Regions from separate parts of the Mus musculus genome. Here region 1 is linked to region 2. A link is a loop called in an ENCODE intact Hi-C map of the cell type or tissue named here. Cell type or tissue: gastrocnemius. All regions are shown on one strand.

What was found. A loop is a pair of places that touch in the nucleus more often than their neighbours do. Peaks named below come from ENCODE experiments on the same cell type or tissue, not always from the same donor. Only the 100,000 strongest peaks of a DNase experiment are listed, where the experiment ranks them.
Region 1: a loop joins it to region 2, with 2.4 times the contacts of the local background. A loop is called at or near these places in 10 of 42 quality-filtered maps.

What each region holds. Positions count from the first base shown.
Region 1 is chr10:43,999,090-44,007,089 of GRCm38, reverse strand. Crybg1 (crystallin beta-gamma domain containing 1) reads left to right here. Exons shown (of 22, transcript NM_001368305.1): 3 at 2,200-3,662; 4 at 7,743-8,000. Among named protein-coding and RNA genes, the nearest start is that of Gm40636, 35 kb to the right of the region's middle. In gastrocnemius, CTCF peaks have their summits at 3,141 and 4,353 (motif pointing left); DNase peaks (open chromatin) are centred at 1,211, 2,707, 3,285 and 7,308; H3K4me3 peaks cover 3,676 bases; H3K27ac peaks cover 1,352 bases.
Region 2 is chr10:44,066,566-44,074,565 of GRCm38, reverse strand. All of the region lies in intron 1 of Crybg1 (crystallin beta-gamma domain containing 1), which reads left to right. Among named protein-coding and RNA genes, the nearest start is that of Crybg1, 78 kb to the left of the region's middle. In gastrocnemius, a CTCF peak has its summit at 3,242 (motif pointing right); a DNase peak (open chromatin) is centred at 3,256.

The DNA.
Region 1 (8,000 bases), 67 kb after region 2:
TGCAACATTACTGTGCAGGGCACAGAGATACATACTCTAGTTGTTTAATTTTGACAGGGACTGGAATTGAGCCCATAGACTCAGGCTCATTTTCCTGTCTACTTTTTCAGGGCATGCTTGATGGCCTGTCCAGGCAATGGAAACAAAGGGCTCTATTTTCAGAGTCAGAAGGTCTGTCCAGCTGCGCAGCTTTGGACAGGGATACGTAATCTTGGCTTATGGATATAACAAACTGCAAGGGCTGTTGGAAAGATGACTATGTAAATCATTTTGTGGGTGTCTAGTACCTAAGCAGGACTCAATGGGCAGATATTTCCATTGAAAACATGTAATAGCCAAAATCGCTTCAGTCACAGGAGCTCTGGGTGGCTAGGTTTTTTTTTTTTTTTTTTAATCTTTGTCACAGTTCTCTGGTTCTTAGCAGCACTTCAGCCTGAGCTTCTCAGCGCTTTCCCTGGAGCTCTGACTGCTGGTGTGCGCCTGTGTAGCCTGGGGTTTGTTTCTCTGGAGCCACTAGCGTTCAAATGTTCCCTCTGCACCCACATGTCCTCTGTGATGGACTAGAAAGGGCACTAATTGGAACTGGAAGGCATGGGTTTGAAGGCGGACTTTATCGCCCCGCCTCCAGCACGTCTTGTTTTGGTCTCGGCCTTTGGTAGGTAACACATTACCTCACTAGGTTGCAGCAAGGTTACACTACCAGGTCTGTCTCAACAGATGCCTGTTGACTCTGTGGATCCCAAGCACTTCTTACCCAGGCATTTTACATTTCCCACAAACTCCGGACTCCCTCGACTGCTTTTGTAGCTCAGATGGGGGTGGGGACGCTTATCTGCGTTAAGACTGAATCTGGAATCCCTAAGTGGTGAGTCAGTACCGTCCTGAACAAACGCTCACCCTTTAGGAAAGGTGGGGCTGTTTTCTGCCTCGTCGGGGCTTAGACTCTCTTACCTGGGTCTTGAGTTTAAGGGTTGGCTCTTAAGGGATCGTAGGGGACCACGGGGAGTCGAGCTGATCCCGCATACACGCTGCCCTGAAGGGTTGCTCTCGACTTCCTTTCCAGCCCTGCAACCCCTTACCCACTCCTCCTAGTCACAGACCAGGGGGCTGCACGCTGGCTGCTGGCTGCAAGGACTTGCAACACCTGGTGCTGGCTGCAGCCCTCCGGGCAGCTGTCTGCTAGGCTGGCCTGCCGCCTGCCCCTGCCCCTCAGCCGGGCACTTAGGGACTATCCCCGGTGAAGCCTAGGGGTGAGTTGGGAAGAGGCGGGACAGCGCTCCGCCGCGCGCGCAGTTTAAACGCGGGCACGTGGGCCTCATTGGTGAGCGCCTTGCGGTTGGGCGGGGCCAGGTGCTGCATTCCTGCACCTTTGCTGAAGGCTAGACCCAGGTGTTCGTAAGGTTGTCCAGAGGGCCACTAGGAATTTTTCCTTGAGCCATTCACAACGCCCCCCCTCCCAGTAAATAAAGGGAGTTGTTTCTGTAAAACAAACAAACAAACAAACAAAAAAAAAAAAACCCAAAAACTCCCTAAGGTACTTGGGGGGCGAACCGCGGACCCTGAAATCATGCCTGGTTGCTTTAAATTTGCATTTTTACTAAGGAAAGAAGTAAAAGCAGAAGCCCCTACTACATGCGTATAATAATTGGACGTTCCGGGTTAAGAACACTTATAACGAAATGCTGTTGTAAGTAGTGTAGCTTCAAAAATGTGTTTAAGGAAACAAAATTTAAGGCTGGAGAGATGACTCAGCCATTAAGGCTAGGCTCACAACCGAAAATACAAGAAAAAGAAATTTAGCCACACAGGTATGGTGGTGCATGCTTTTAACCCCACCTTTCAGTGAGTAGAAGCAGGCGGATCTTTGTGAATTCAAGGCCAGCCTGGTCTACATGATGAGTTCTAGGACAGCAAGAGTTACATAATGAGACCCTATCTATCTATCTATCTATCTATCTATCTATCTATCTATCTATCTATCTATCTATCTATCTATCATCTCTGTCTAGTTTTTAAAGTGAATTTTGTTGGAGCATAACAAAGACCAGATAGTCGCGTGCTGCCACACCTGGCTGTACCTATTCATTGTCAAACACACCTGGTCCATTGCCAAGGTGGTTCGCAGTAGCTTTGTAACCTACCAAAGCAGAACAAAACGGATTCTCAAGTTTTCTCTCCCCATTTCTTTTCATTTTCCAGTCCAGAGCACAACCACCAGAAGACACCAGAAGGAAGCCAGTGTTGGAAAAACTTGGCACTCTTTTTACGGCTGGAAGGAGAAGGAACACCAGGAACGGATTAGAGAGTCCCACCAACTCAAATAGCAAATCGGCCTCTGCTAAAGTCCCAAAAACAGGGAGTGAGAAAACTAAGGCTCAGGACAACCAACTAAAGGCAACCGACGCTGGCGAGGCGGGCCCCAGGCAGGAGGCTGAGGGCCAGCCCGTTGAGAGCTGTGTTCAGGCAACCCCCTGCGACGCCGAACAGTCACCTTGCTCCAGCATCAATGTAGGGGTTGTGCAGCAGTGCCACAGCAATGATTCAGCCCAATTAGAACCTCTACAGGCAGAGGGAGAGACTTTCCCAGATGCCACCACCGCTGCCAAAGAGCTGCTGCATTCCTCACCAGGGAATCGCTCCAGGCAGGAGAGCGCAGAGACGCCCGCCCGCAGTCCGGGGGAGGAAGCGTTGCCTGGCGCTGGCCTCCAACCAGAGACAGCGAGAGGTGTGTCGGGGTCGCCGCCAGAGGAGCACCTCGTGGGAGGAGTAGGAGAGGCCCCCGACGGAGCCCCCGGCGTGGGTGCCGAAGCGGGCTCTCTGGGGGCCCCGGGGGACGCGGTTCCTCCAGGTGAGCCTCCCGCCCAGGACGCAGAGACCAGCCGCACAGCCGGGTCGGTCGACCGCGCGCATCCCACCAAAGTGCTAACGTTGGACATCTACTTGAGCAAAACTGAGGTGGCTCAGGTGGACGAGCCGGCCTCGATTGCTCCGGGGACAGACGACTGCGAGGATTCGGACGACATGGAAAAGAGGTCAAGCGGCCGCCGGTCTGGTCGGCGGAGGAAGTCGCAGAAATCCACCGACTCCCCGGGTGCGGATGCGGTGGCTCCCGAGAGTGCGGCCAAGGACGAGGCGGTGTTCGACGACGAGGTGGCGCCAGACGCTGCGGCTGAGAACTGCTTGGCGGAAAGGAAAGTGAAATCGGTACAAGCGGTTCCCGACGGAGGCGCAGCCCCGGTCGCCTGCCCGGAGCCAAAGGCCAGCTCCTGCCCCAGAGGGCAACCCCGAGGGGAACCGGACCGCAGCAAGCCCCTGTCGCCCACCAAGCGGAAGGGTCGCAGCCGTGTCCCCGAGGCGGTGCCCAGCTCGCCCGGCAGTGGCTCGCGCGCTCCCGCCAAGGAGTCCCCACCCAAGAGGGCGCCCGCTGCGGCGGACAGCGGCGAGGAGGCGGGCCGCGTCGTCCCGCGCGAGCTCACCGTCAAAAGCAGCTCGTTGCTGCCCGAGATCAAGCCAGAGCACAAGAGGGGTCCTCTGCCCCACCACTTTGATAGCCGGGGCGACGGGGGTCGCAGCAGGGGAACAGGAGCGTCCGACGCCGACGGCCTGAAGCCCAGGAACCAGTTCGGTGTGGGCAGGTCTACTGTGACCACCAAAGTGACCCTGTAAGTAGCTGCGGAGTCAGTTTGAGCAGGGGGCTGTTTAGGGTTGTATGGTTGGTCTGTAACCTGTATATTTTTTTTTTTCCTGTGAAAACTTCAAAGAGAGAAAGAACTGTTTGTAGAACTAAGGCTTGGGGTGTGACACATTTGGCAGCCTCCGCCGCTAATTCCTGCTTTAAGAACTAAGTTAAATGAATGCGAAAATAGGATCTATCCCTTGAGGCACTGTGTTTACCTAAACAGCAGAGATAAGACTTAATGGCTTGATAGAGCCAATTATATTCTTTATCCAAAGTGTACAGGGGTATTTCAGGAGCCAGCAGTATTTTGAGTGTGGCCCAGTGGCATTGACAGGAAAGACTTTTAAGAGAACTTTATTATAGGGTTAGTACATTGTTGTCCTAAAGCAAGCATTAAGGACATCTCTAATAATCCCCCCCGCCCCCCCCAACCCCCCGTCGGTGATCTAGTAAGCACTTTTGTTTCTGAGCTGGAAATGACTTTTCTCTTATTGAGATGATCGGCGTTGTTACTGAAAATTTCCTAAGTGAAAGGACACAAAACAACAGACTGTACCTACTCGCTTGCAAGTTTAGCAATTTCGCAAGTATCTACTAAGTGCCCTTTGTTCTGTGTGCTGTGGGGGGAGATGAGCCATACCTGTGATGCAGCCTGTTGCCCTCACCATTTAAGTCCCCCTTGTGGCAGCAAGGAGCATACAAATCAAATTAAAAGGGCCGGGTGGATTTTGCCATTGTAAAGGTTCTGGAAGTACAGGACAAGAAGTCACCGGTTTCCTGGAGGAGCCTGGGCTTGTGGTTTGATGGTAACTGATTTGTGTGGCTAGGAAGCCCAGGAGGGCTCTCTGTAGAACTGAGCTCAGGCCGTGACTCTTCCCAGCAGGTGGAAATAATTAAGTTCTCAAATTCTTCCTATTTTTGATTCACAAACTGATCAAAAAGGCCCATCATTTGCAGCATTATCATTTTTGAACTAAATGGTTTCATTCTATTTGATGTCCTAAAAAGACGTAAGGTTTGAAACAGGTCTGTCTGGAAGCTAGGAGGAAAATGTGCTTAATGAATAAGGTTGAACTGTCTCACCAGCTGGCAGCCTGGAGACCTTTGACATAATCAGCTATTTATTCTGTAACGGTAGCGTCAGGAAAATTTCCCCACTGAATGATGCCCATTATTTGTGGAAGACGAGTGTGACGGAACACAGAAACCTGCTAAGCCTAGCTAGGAGAAACGCTGCAGGACTAAATCCAGGCTGGCCGCTCCACCTGTCATCCAATCAGAAGGCACCAGTGGAAAAACCAGAAATGTTACACTGTTAAGGGATCAGTAAACAAGTTCTGGAAGGGATCTTACAATGGAACTCTTCTTTGGGTCTGCATCCTACCAGAACTGAGCCAAGTGTCTTTTTTTCTCACTACCGGTCACTTCTTTTTAAACCGTTTTCCTCACCACCCGTCTTTTTAAATTTTCTTTTGAACTGGCAAACTAATGAAGTGGAAAATTAAGAATTTTATCTAGTTCTTTGGCCTATTTCTGTCAATCTGACAGAGGCTTTCAGACCTTTAGTCCTGTTATGGCTGGATTTTTAGAAAGATATTAACTGATTGTAGTTTGGTGTGGTGTGGTTTGGTTTGGTTTGTTTGGTTTGTTGGTTTTGGTTTGGTTGGTTTGTTGGCTGGTTGGTTGGTTGGCTGGCTGGTTAGTTGGTTTGTTTGGTTGGTTGGTTGGCTGGATTTTTTTGATGGGCTCACCTTGTAGCCCAGGATGGCTCCTAACTCACTGTTTAGCCAAGGCTGGCCTGAAACTCAAGGCTTTTCTCTCCCAAATGACAGGATTGAGATCTGAGCCTGGTTTGGGAAAGAAAAATTAAAATAAGATTGTATCACCTAAAAAACAATGACTTAATCCTGTTCAAAGACTGATTTCTGCACGTTCTCTCCCAAACACTGAGATTCGAAGAGGGATGTGTTTAAGGCAGGGAGGCACTTCCTTTTACAGTGTAGCTGTGGCTTTTTTCACTCCCTCTCACCTCATAATGAAGGCATTACAACATGCATTAGAGGAGCCTGCCTTTTAATCAGCCCCAACTGGGTTAATTGCAGTGACTCTTGGTAACACAAGTTAATGGTAGAGAGTTGGGTTGTAAAAGGTATTTTGATCTGGTGTAAATCTTTAATGAGCAGATGTGCTTCCCATGGGGAGCCGGGGGCTCACCTGGACATTCTCCTTGCACATCCCAAGATGTACTTTGATGTCTACTTCGGTGATGCTCTCTTCCTGTGCTGACTGGTCCGCTCTTTCTTTTTTTAAGATTCCTCAGATTGTCACCTTTGCTCATTAATTAATTAACACAGCAATAATTAATTAACACAGCATTTGCAAACACTGTGTTTCTGATGGACCTGATATCTCACTGAACACCCCCATCTCCCATCCCCCATCCCCTCCACGTTCAACACACACACACACACACACCATTGATAAGGAAAGCGGCTGCGGGGCTCCAGGCCCGTCTAGTCTGACCACATACTGTAATGTGGCTTCTGAGACATGAGCTCCTGCTTCAAACCCAGGCCTTGTCACCAGCTAGGTGACCTCAGAGGAGTCACCTACCTTCTCTAGGTCTCAGCTTTCTCTCTTTAGAAAAGAACAGGCAAGTTGTACATTGGGTAAACCAAATTAAATAACTTCCCAAGTGCTTGGCAAACGGTGGTTTTCATTTGGCTACAAACTGACAAGCTCCTCTGCCTGCCCTGAGGAATGTTTATATAAAATGGTTCATAAAACAAAAAAGTGGGAGTGGCTCTGTCTGAAAGCAGCCATGGGGAGCCTTCTGGTCCTGTAGCCTCTGTTAGCCCTCAGTGTAACCCCTTAAGGGGACTTCCAAAATTCCCTTAACCATAAGTTTTGTGTGAAATAAAAACTAATTCTGTTCTAAATTATGTAGGGGTTTTGTTTTGTATTACCTTTTAAGTTACAGATACAAAAGAGAGCAATGGGCCAGATATGTGAAATGCCTTGGCTAAATTCACACAGATATTAGTGTGAGAGCCAGGACTGAGGCCAAGGCAGGCAAATGCCAACACAACACATTCTGCTATTGTGAAAGAACACATTGTGTACACTAAAGACATTATTCCCAGTAATAAGTAATTAGACCTAAGAAATGTGAATGAGCTGGGAGACTCTGCCCTAGACACATTAACAAAGTCAGTTAACAAATTATGGTATAGCCGTATGGTTAAAAAATTTGCTTCTACTAATGTTTGTGTAAAATTCCAAGGAAGTCAGTCTTAGGACCCTGGAAGTTATAATGTTAACTCATCCTTTTGTCTTAGCAAAAGGCAAGCAGCCAAGCAAGCCCTATGAACACTGCCATTTTCATTCTAGTAAAATATTTATGCATATGAAACCACTGGGAATAAGGCAGAATGCTGATGAGCAGCAGGTTTAGGAAAGATTTAAAAACACTTTCCATGTTCAGAGGGACAGCTCAGTGGATACAGTGTGAGGACCTGAGACCCATAGAAAAGGTGGTCATGGGAATGAGTGTCTCTAATCCCAGCATTCCCGTAGTGAGATGGAAGATGGAGCCAAGAAAAGCTTGGCAGCTCCCAGACCTGACAACTTGGGTGTGCAGTGCTGAACATCGAGAGACTGTCTCAGCAAAGTCGAACCTTGACACCCATGGTTGTCCTCTGACTTCACACATGCATGCATGCATGCATAAATACATACTGCGCATTTAAAATATGGGAAGGCATTAAGTATTTAAATTTGTTCCTTATACCTTGTAATGTCTGCCAGTTCAGTGCCACTCACTGTGAATGAATATGAATACTTGGTAAATTAATAGTTTCTTAGATTTATAGTCTCATCTGTCATATGTAGGTAAGATACTTTATATTAAAAATATGTGCTAGTGTTTGTAGGATTGTTTAGGAAGTTTCATGGGAAAGCAGATACACACCAGGGGATGCGGACTTTGTGGTCTCTTTGGCAGCTGGTTTGTATGTCGACTTAACACCAGGCTGCTAACTGCCCTGTTGCTTTGTCCTTGCAGCCCCGCCAGACCCAAACATGTGGAACTAAATCTGAAAACTCCGAAGAATCCTGACAGTTTGGGAAATGAGCACAACTCATTTAGCCAGCCAGTTCATAAGGGGAACACAGCCAACAAAATCTCCTTATTTGAAAACAAGCGGGCTAACAGTAGCCCCCGCCACCCCGACGTCCGTAACACAAGGAACAATCCTCCCTCTAGTAAGACATTTGTTGGGAGGGCGAAGCTGAACTTAGCCAAAAAGGCCAAAGAAATGGA
Region 2 (8,000 bases):
TAGTAGGATGAGGGTGGGTTGGAGTAGCAGTAGGGACCAGTGGGGAGCTTACTAATTGAAGACATTATGAGGCGGGGAACTAGAGTGACAGCAATATGTCTCCCCACCACTGTCTCCTCTAAAGGACTTACAGGAAGATACATCCAGTTAGCAATGCCAACCGGTAATGACTGGGAAGCTAAAGGAGGGATTGTCAGTCCAGTGAGGCCAGAGAAAGAGTTTGAAGAAAACAAGTGTATTTATAAAGTTCTGCAGTTTCCAAACTGATGCATTATCAGGGTACACGGTCTACACTGTCTGAGAGTCTATGGGTGAGGGAATATTTGAATGTCTGTGGATTATGCCGGGTGGTGGTGGTGCACGCCTTTAATCCCAGCACTTGGGAGTCAGAGGCAGGCAGATTTCTGAGTTTGAGGCCAGCCTGGTCTACAAAGAGAGTTCCAGGATAGCCAGGACTACACAGAGAAAACCTGTCTCAAAAAAAGAAAGAAAGAAAGAAAGAAAGAAAGAAAGAAAGAGAGAGAGAGAGAGAGAGAGAGAGAGAGAGAGAGAGAGGGAGGGAGGGAGGGAGGGAGGGAGGGAGGGAGGAAGGAAGGAAGGAAGGAAGGAAAGGAAGGAAGGAAGGAAGGAAGGAAGGAAGGAAGGAAGGAAGGAAGGAAGGAAGGAAGGAAGGAAGAAAGTCAGTCTGTGGATAAAAGAAAAAAAAGACCTTTTCATGGAACTTAATCTGTATTTCTCCCTTCAGTCCCTATAGATGGAGTATTGAGTAAGATAATGTCAAAAGTCCAATGTGTTTATCAGGAAGTTCTCATGAGGCCAATCCTGTTGTATCCCCCAAAGCAAGCTCGGGTGTGATGGTGAAGGGTTCTCAATAAATGGTTAGGGTTGAATTGATTGGAGCAGGACACCTGTGGTCTACCTCTGGCTATTTGAAGGGTAACCTCTCTATCCTCCATCCTATAACCATGGTTTACCAGGTGTCTTCCTCCTTGCCTGGCCCACCATGCTCTAATTGTTTTGTGTTACAGATAGCAATCTAGAGCCTGCAGGATAGCTCATCAGGTAAAGGTGCTGCCACCAACTGTGATGACCTGAGTTCAGTCGCTGGATCCCACAATGGCAGGAGAGAACAGTCCTGACAGTTGTCCTCTGAGTGTCACCTGTGCTCCATGGCACATACACAAACATAAATACAAAAACAAAACAAAAAACAAAATTAGAGATAGCAATTTAAAATACTTTCCCCTACATTTTCGATTTATTATTTATGAACTTAATATAGTCACTAGTCTTTCTTTGGGGAGTACATATGCTGTCAAATCCCCATTATGGGAATTTGAGCTGCCTTAAAAGGGCACTTTGAGCAATCAAAAGCCTCCATTTATATTTTGACAAGTATAAGGTAAACTTGTTCAATGTGTATGTTAGAAAGGGAAGCTGAGGGTGGGGTGGGCATGGTCTTCCAACTGCTGTGGATAGAGTATGTACAGCCATAAATGAAACTCAAGTCTCTTGATAAGCAGAGCCCCTCCCCAGGGCTCCTCAGCGCTCTGGAGCCCAGTGTGGTGGTTCTGGGCTTGTGTGGTCCTTGGCCTCCACTTGTCTTTGTTTTTGCTTAGAATGGGGTCATTCTTTCCTGTGAGACTAGCCTGGGTCAAGGTGGGTTTCATAGTTGGTTAATCATGCCGAGCGATCCCTAACATCTAAAATTCCCATAGCATCAGTCCTCGGAAAGATGGCTAAGTTTCACAGGCAGGGTGATTTCACAGGAACACCAGATTTCAACAATATATTCAGGCAATGGTCCCAAGCCTTGGGTAGAGAGACATTCTGCACTGTACTGGCTAAATATGAGGGGCACTTGGGCATTTCTGTCCCCATAGTGCATCGAGAGATGTTCTTTGTCTTCAAGTCACTATGTCCATCAGTGTACCCAAGGGAGTGAGTAGAGGCCATCTGAGAGTTAGGCTGTCAGGGAACCTTACTTTTTAGGAAAAAAGTTGCAAAAGCTAAAGACAAGTGGATTGGCATACTTATACAACCACTAGATGGCAATTTGGGCTTTCTGTTGCCACTGTTGACACCAATGTTGAAAATGTTTGGAATTTTTGAAACTTGATTAAGCGTATAAATGATCTCCACGCCCCCATCCAACTGGGGGCTTTGCGATCACAAGGCTCATTTGGAATTAGAATTATTCATCTTATCTAGGCCAGTGAAGGTGAAGAGTAACCATTTCTGAGCCTTTGTGAATTCATCTGCAAAATGGGGTGATTGGGCAGCTAGACATTCTTTCTGACAAATGTGCCTCCTCAAAGTGCTACCCACATGCAATCTTCCAAATTCTTACTCAGGAAATGCCAACCTTTTGAGGATCTATGAGGTACCCACACAAACACACACACACTTTATGAACGGTTGCTAATTATTTAACTCCTTTTTACAATCTGATTATGACCTTGGATGAGGAAACTGAGGCCTGGAGAAGTGACATAACTCGCTTCGCTGCCCAACGGCTAGCCTGAAATGCTCTGAAATCCAAGAGTGTATGTTGTTACAGTCCTCCCTTTCGTTGGCTGAGAAAAATCGATTTGAAAACGATGTTGCTTTTGAAATACAAACCCACTTTGTAAATCTAAAACCTTTGGTCCTATAAGAGAAGTAGATTTCCATTCTGTTTTGTTAAATATAGGATCTACCTGGATCTATCCAGATTTTGTTATTAGATATGTCTTTGTGAGGCTTTTCCAGGAGCCTGCCTCCCAGTTCCACATGTGGCTAACCAGCAGGCTCCATGTTCTGTCAGTCTCATGATTTCTCAAGCACAGTGTCTTTTCAAGACTGTACCGAATAGATTACATCAAGTAATCCCCAGGGGAATTTTCAAGGTCAGATCTGGTATTATCTGCGGGTGTGGGGCCATAATCTAACATAGAGTCTAATGTTAGAGGGGGTGGTCCTACCCAGAAGGTTTTTCTCTACCACTTAGCAGCTGAACTAAAGAAATACCACATTCTCCCCTGCCCTTGTGTGTGTGTGTGTGTGTGTGTGTGTGTAGCCAGTACATTTATGTTCACTTCTAACCAGTGTCTTGTTCATAAGAGTGGCTGTATTATATACTGTTTCAGGCTCTAACTGGGAAATGCCTTGATGCACACAGAGGTACCTTTAGGTAACTTCCTTTTCAATAACTATAAGGTTAGGAGAACTCACTAATAATACTTGTTCAGACGGCAGAGGGCAGTACAGCATCAGTTTATACGCCCCGTCAGTCAATGCAGCTGTGTTGGTTGTGAGCCTAGCTGAGCCACTTCTATAACCAGTCCCAGGCACTTACTCGGGCACTTTGAGCTCTGCATTAATCCCTACCCACTATAACACAAAGCAGTGCACATCTGTCTGCTCCAGGAGCTAGGAGGACAGCAGAAGTGTGGGCCACAGGCTGAGGATTCCCACCCCTTACCTATCTGTACTGGGCTGTTTTCTTTTTTAAAGAGCCCAACACTGTTTTACGTAAGCTTCAGGGATTTTTCTGAGAAAAGGTATGTGGCTCTCTAACATAAGAGGATTCACTAGCAAGGATACAACCTTACCATTATTTTTAACAAAATCAATTGCAGGGAGATGGTCTCTCTGGTTTTGCAAAAGAAACTCAAATGAAGGAAAACAGGAAGGATAAAGTGAAAGGAGCTGACAGCTGTTTCCCACTCTTAGCCATGACCCTGAGTAAATGCAAGCACTTAACAAATATTGACTAAGGCAGAGTAATATCTGCCCCTTAAAAGGGAAACAGGAAAGACTTTAATTAAGCCCAGTATGATGAAGCACACAGAACCAGATGGAGTGTTAGGAGTTCAAGGCCAGCCTGGTCTCCATAGTGAGTTCCGGACCAGCCAATGCTTCACAGTGAGACTCTGTCTCATGAGAAGAAAGAAAAAAATTTAGAAATTATTATAATTATCAAATTAATAAACAGGTTCTGTTAAGACTCCATTGCAAGATGGCAGTTTTAGAGGATTTAATTTTGTTTTATTAACCAAAACGATTGTTGTCCAGTAATGACTGTTTTATTTTTTTTAATAGCTTTTATTTTAGATTACAATATAATTATATTATTTCCCCCATTCTTTTCTTCCCTCCAAACTCTCTCACAAATCCTCCCTTGCTCTATTGTAGCCTATTTATTTATGTATTTATTTATTTTGGGTTTTTCGAGACAGGGTTTCACTGTATTGCCCTGCTGTACTGGAACTCACTCTGTAGACCAGGCTGGCCTCGAACTCAGAAATCTGCCTACCCCTGCCTCCCAAGTGCTGGGATTAAGGGCGTGTGCCACCACTGCCTGGCAACATTTAGCCTTTCTTATGGTTCCTCTAGCCTAATTGTTAGGAGTGAAACTAAAATTTACTTCATTAGGCATGAAAAAGTACCCAACTTTCCAATTGGCTTTTGCTGTTGCAAACATTTATCAAGGTTGGCTTTTAGGCTAGGGAGATTTTAAGTGTCTAGTCCTTATGCAACTGTTCTTCAGAACTGAGTGTGTTATAGCCCTAGGCCTCACAGACCTCCAGAGGTGGGGGTGTGGGTTTGTTCCTTTTTATGCATGTTGATATCTGGCATGGCTAGATAGATGACAGTGATAAGATTCCCAGAATCTATAAAGCTTCTGCATGACTCCCAGTGTTTTCTTTCTATGTAGTAGAAAGAAACCATCTTGTAGGTTGTATTTTAGGCCATTACCCTACAGTCTTGGGGTTGTGGGTTTGTTTTGTGTTGTGTTGTGTTGTGTTTGTTTGGTTTTCGTTTTGACAGGGTCTCACTTTGTAGCTATCCTGGAACTCATTATTTAGACCAAGCTGACCTGGAACTCACAGAAATTCTCCTGCCTCTGCCTCTGACTCCTGGGTGCTGGGATTGAAGGCACTGTGTTTTAGGATAAACACTTGTACAATAACTTTACTGTGGCTGAGGCATCTAGAGGAAGTGAGGAGTCCTTACAGGTGATAGGAGCATCTGAGGTGTGTGAAAGGCTGCCCTGCAGCTAAGCCTGCCTCATGATGACCTCTGGGCCCACACATCTCCTGGCCTTTCATTCCCGCTCACCTAAGTCCTGGAGCAGCGTGTGAGATGATGATTGGAGTGGCCAGGTGCGTGGCTGCTGTTTGGATCTGGGTCATGAGGAAAGGGAAGTCACTGGTATCTCCTCCTCCCTCAGAGGCAGGTCTGAAGTAATGAGTGTGCCTCAGACAGCACTTCCTGTTTCAGAAGAGCACTAGGCCAGGCCCTTCCCTGGGACTGCAAACGATAGCTCTCTCCTCCTCTGGCCACTGATAAGAGACCTGCCTCAGGACGGTGTGTATCTTGAGTCCGGGAGATCACGAGTACAGGCTTACCAAACAGAATCAACCCTTGGGTCCATGCTAAGCCTTACTAGTGTATACCATGAGTGAAAGGAGCAAGCAGACAGGCATCCTGGGTTCAGCCTACTGTGAGGCCTAAATCACATGGGTTTCTACTTCGATGCCTCAGATTCAGTCATAAACATGGCCTGACTCTACCTGTATCAGTGTTACAGTAAGTGTGGGGAGCTTGTTTCACGAGAAAGCCGGGCAGCAGGTAGAGAGCATCCGTTTTTGCCTCTCCCCACTCATTCTTTCCTAATAGAATCCTAGGTTTGTCAGATGTCTGTTCTCTGAATGGACACAGTGTCCTTCAGGCTCCAGGCTCAAAGGAGCAGGTCCAGGAACTGGTTTGTCGTGTAATGACATGTGACAAGAAATGGCTTTTGGGATATTTCCTCATTTCTGAGGAAGATGCACAAGAAGATAGCCTGGCATTTCTGTGATGTCTGGAACTGGAGAAGCCACAGAATCTAGAAGCAGTTGAGTTCACTGATTAAGCTCAGGAGCTCTTCTTAGTTTATATGTTAATAAACATTTTTTTTTATTGGTTTCTCTGAGCTAGATTTTGGGTTACTTAGAGGGGAAAGGATCCTGTACTATAAACAGGCAAGGATTGGCTCACAAGCAAAATATGTAGAAAGAACAAACAGCTTTGCCATCTTTGGACCATTTAACATGGATGGTGCAATAGAAGAGACAGCTCAGTTCTTGGACACCTGCCTTCACTCTCATAGGGGGCACACGAGAACATTTTCATCTCTTCAATCTCCAATAAATAAATATATATATTTTACTCCAAAGATCAGTATTAAGGACAGTAGACTATCTATACAATTTTGCTCTACTGCCCCAATTTATAAGAAATGATACTGTTTCAGGGTGTGGGTGTCTTTTCTCGCTTCCTATTCCTCTTGGCATATTTGTGAGCAGAGGGCAGATGGTTAGGGATAGAGAAGAGCTTGTGAAGAAAGGCTTTATGAAAGGTGTATCTGCGTAAGTCTTCCTACCTCCTCAGCTGTCGGGTGCTTCTCAGCTGTTATTCTCCAGTGTGTGTGTGTGTGTGTGTGTGTGTGTGTGTGTGTGTGTGTGTGTGTGTATGTGTGTGTAAATTATTAAAGAGTTGCCTGAAGAACTCTTTTACTTTGTTTGTTTTTCTGATAGAGCTTCTCTATGTAGCCCAAGATGATTTTTATATAGTATCAAATGTTGCATGAGATAGATCTGTTACGTTCTAACTAAAGAAATCATACAATTTCATCTCTGTTCCTTGGGGTTCCACTATGCAAACCCAGGTGACCTTGAACTCGGAGTCCTTCCTCCTCCACTTCCTGGAACTAGGATTATAGAATACCTCACGATGACAGCCCTATGAGATCCTTTAGTTCAATTCCTTTCTACACTGACACAATTCTCTTTCTTTGCTATGTCTAGAAGGGAGGAAAAAAAAAACACCGCTTCTAATGTCCCTTCTCATCTTTTGTTGTGCAAAGAATAATGTTTTGTTTTGTTAAAGTTGTATAGGAGAGACTTCTCCCAGTCATGCCCATGCCTGGCATGGTGGTGCTGCCTGCAGTCCAAGTAATTGGGAAGCAAAGGCGGAAGGATCAGGAGATCAGGGTCATACGTGATGATATAGGAAGTTCGGGGCTAGCCTGGGCTATGTGAGAACCCTCACTCAAACAACAAAACAAAACAAAACAACAGCTAAAGTAGGCGCATTATTCTCATACAGGGCTTCCTTTCGGGTATTACCTCCCTGATTTGCACTTTTCCGAATCCTAAAACATTCTCCCATTTGTCTCTTTACCCTTGGTATACTGTAGAAATTCTCAGAAGATTCCATTGCTCCTGTGAAACGTGAGGCATTGAGTTGCTACTTCTCTTCCCACCTCACTGGTAGTTTTCATTAAAAGCAGAAATCTTCCTCTACTTTATTCAGCCTCAACCATATGATTGGGGGGGGGGGGGCAGGGAGTCTATAAATGCTTGTTTTAATTTCAATGCTTTGGTAATTCAAAATGGCTTAAAGAATAGGGTATTTCTAACACAAAAGCTCAGAGATAAAACTGGTATTGGACCGAGTAAGTCAGCAGTGCATCAATATGTTTAGATTCCAGTTGCTCTTGTGTGTTTGTTCTGCTTTCTTTTCGGTCATTTCTCTGCCTATTTCCCTGAATGGTCCCAAGTCACCACCACCTGCAGGGAGAGGGCTTGTTTCTTCCTGTGGACTTTTTAAACAGAGGACTTTCCTAGTCCTTTAGCATCCACCCTTCATCCCTCGGATCGGAATCATACCATGGTGACTATGAACGCTTTTCAGGTACACAGACATAAAACAATGTTATAACATCCGGTAAGAGATATGCCCAAATTAATGACAGGGTAAAAGGACCAAAACTCAAGGATCTGACCTCATGGGTGACCGCTTCAGTTGGATATGGCTTCTGAAGTGCATGATGGGTAGGTGGTTGAACAAATTAGTGTTCCAAGCCAAGAAAATGTAGGGGGAGAAGATGGCAGGGGGCAGCTAAAGGAAATAGATTCGGGGTAGGCACCTTCAGTGTTAGAACACCTTCCCTGCCTTCATTTCCTCCCGTG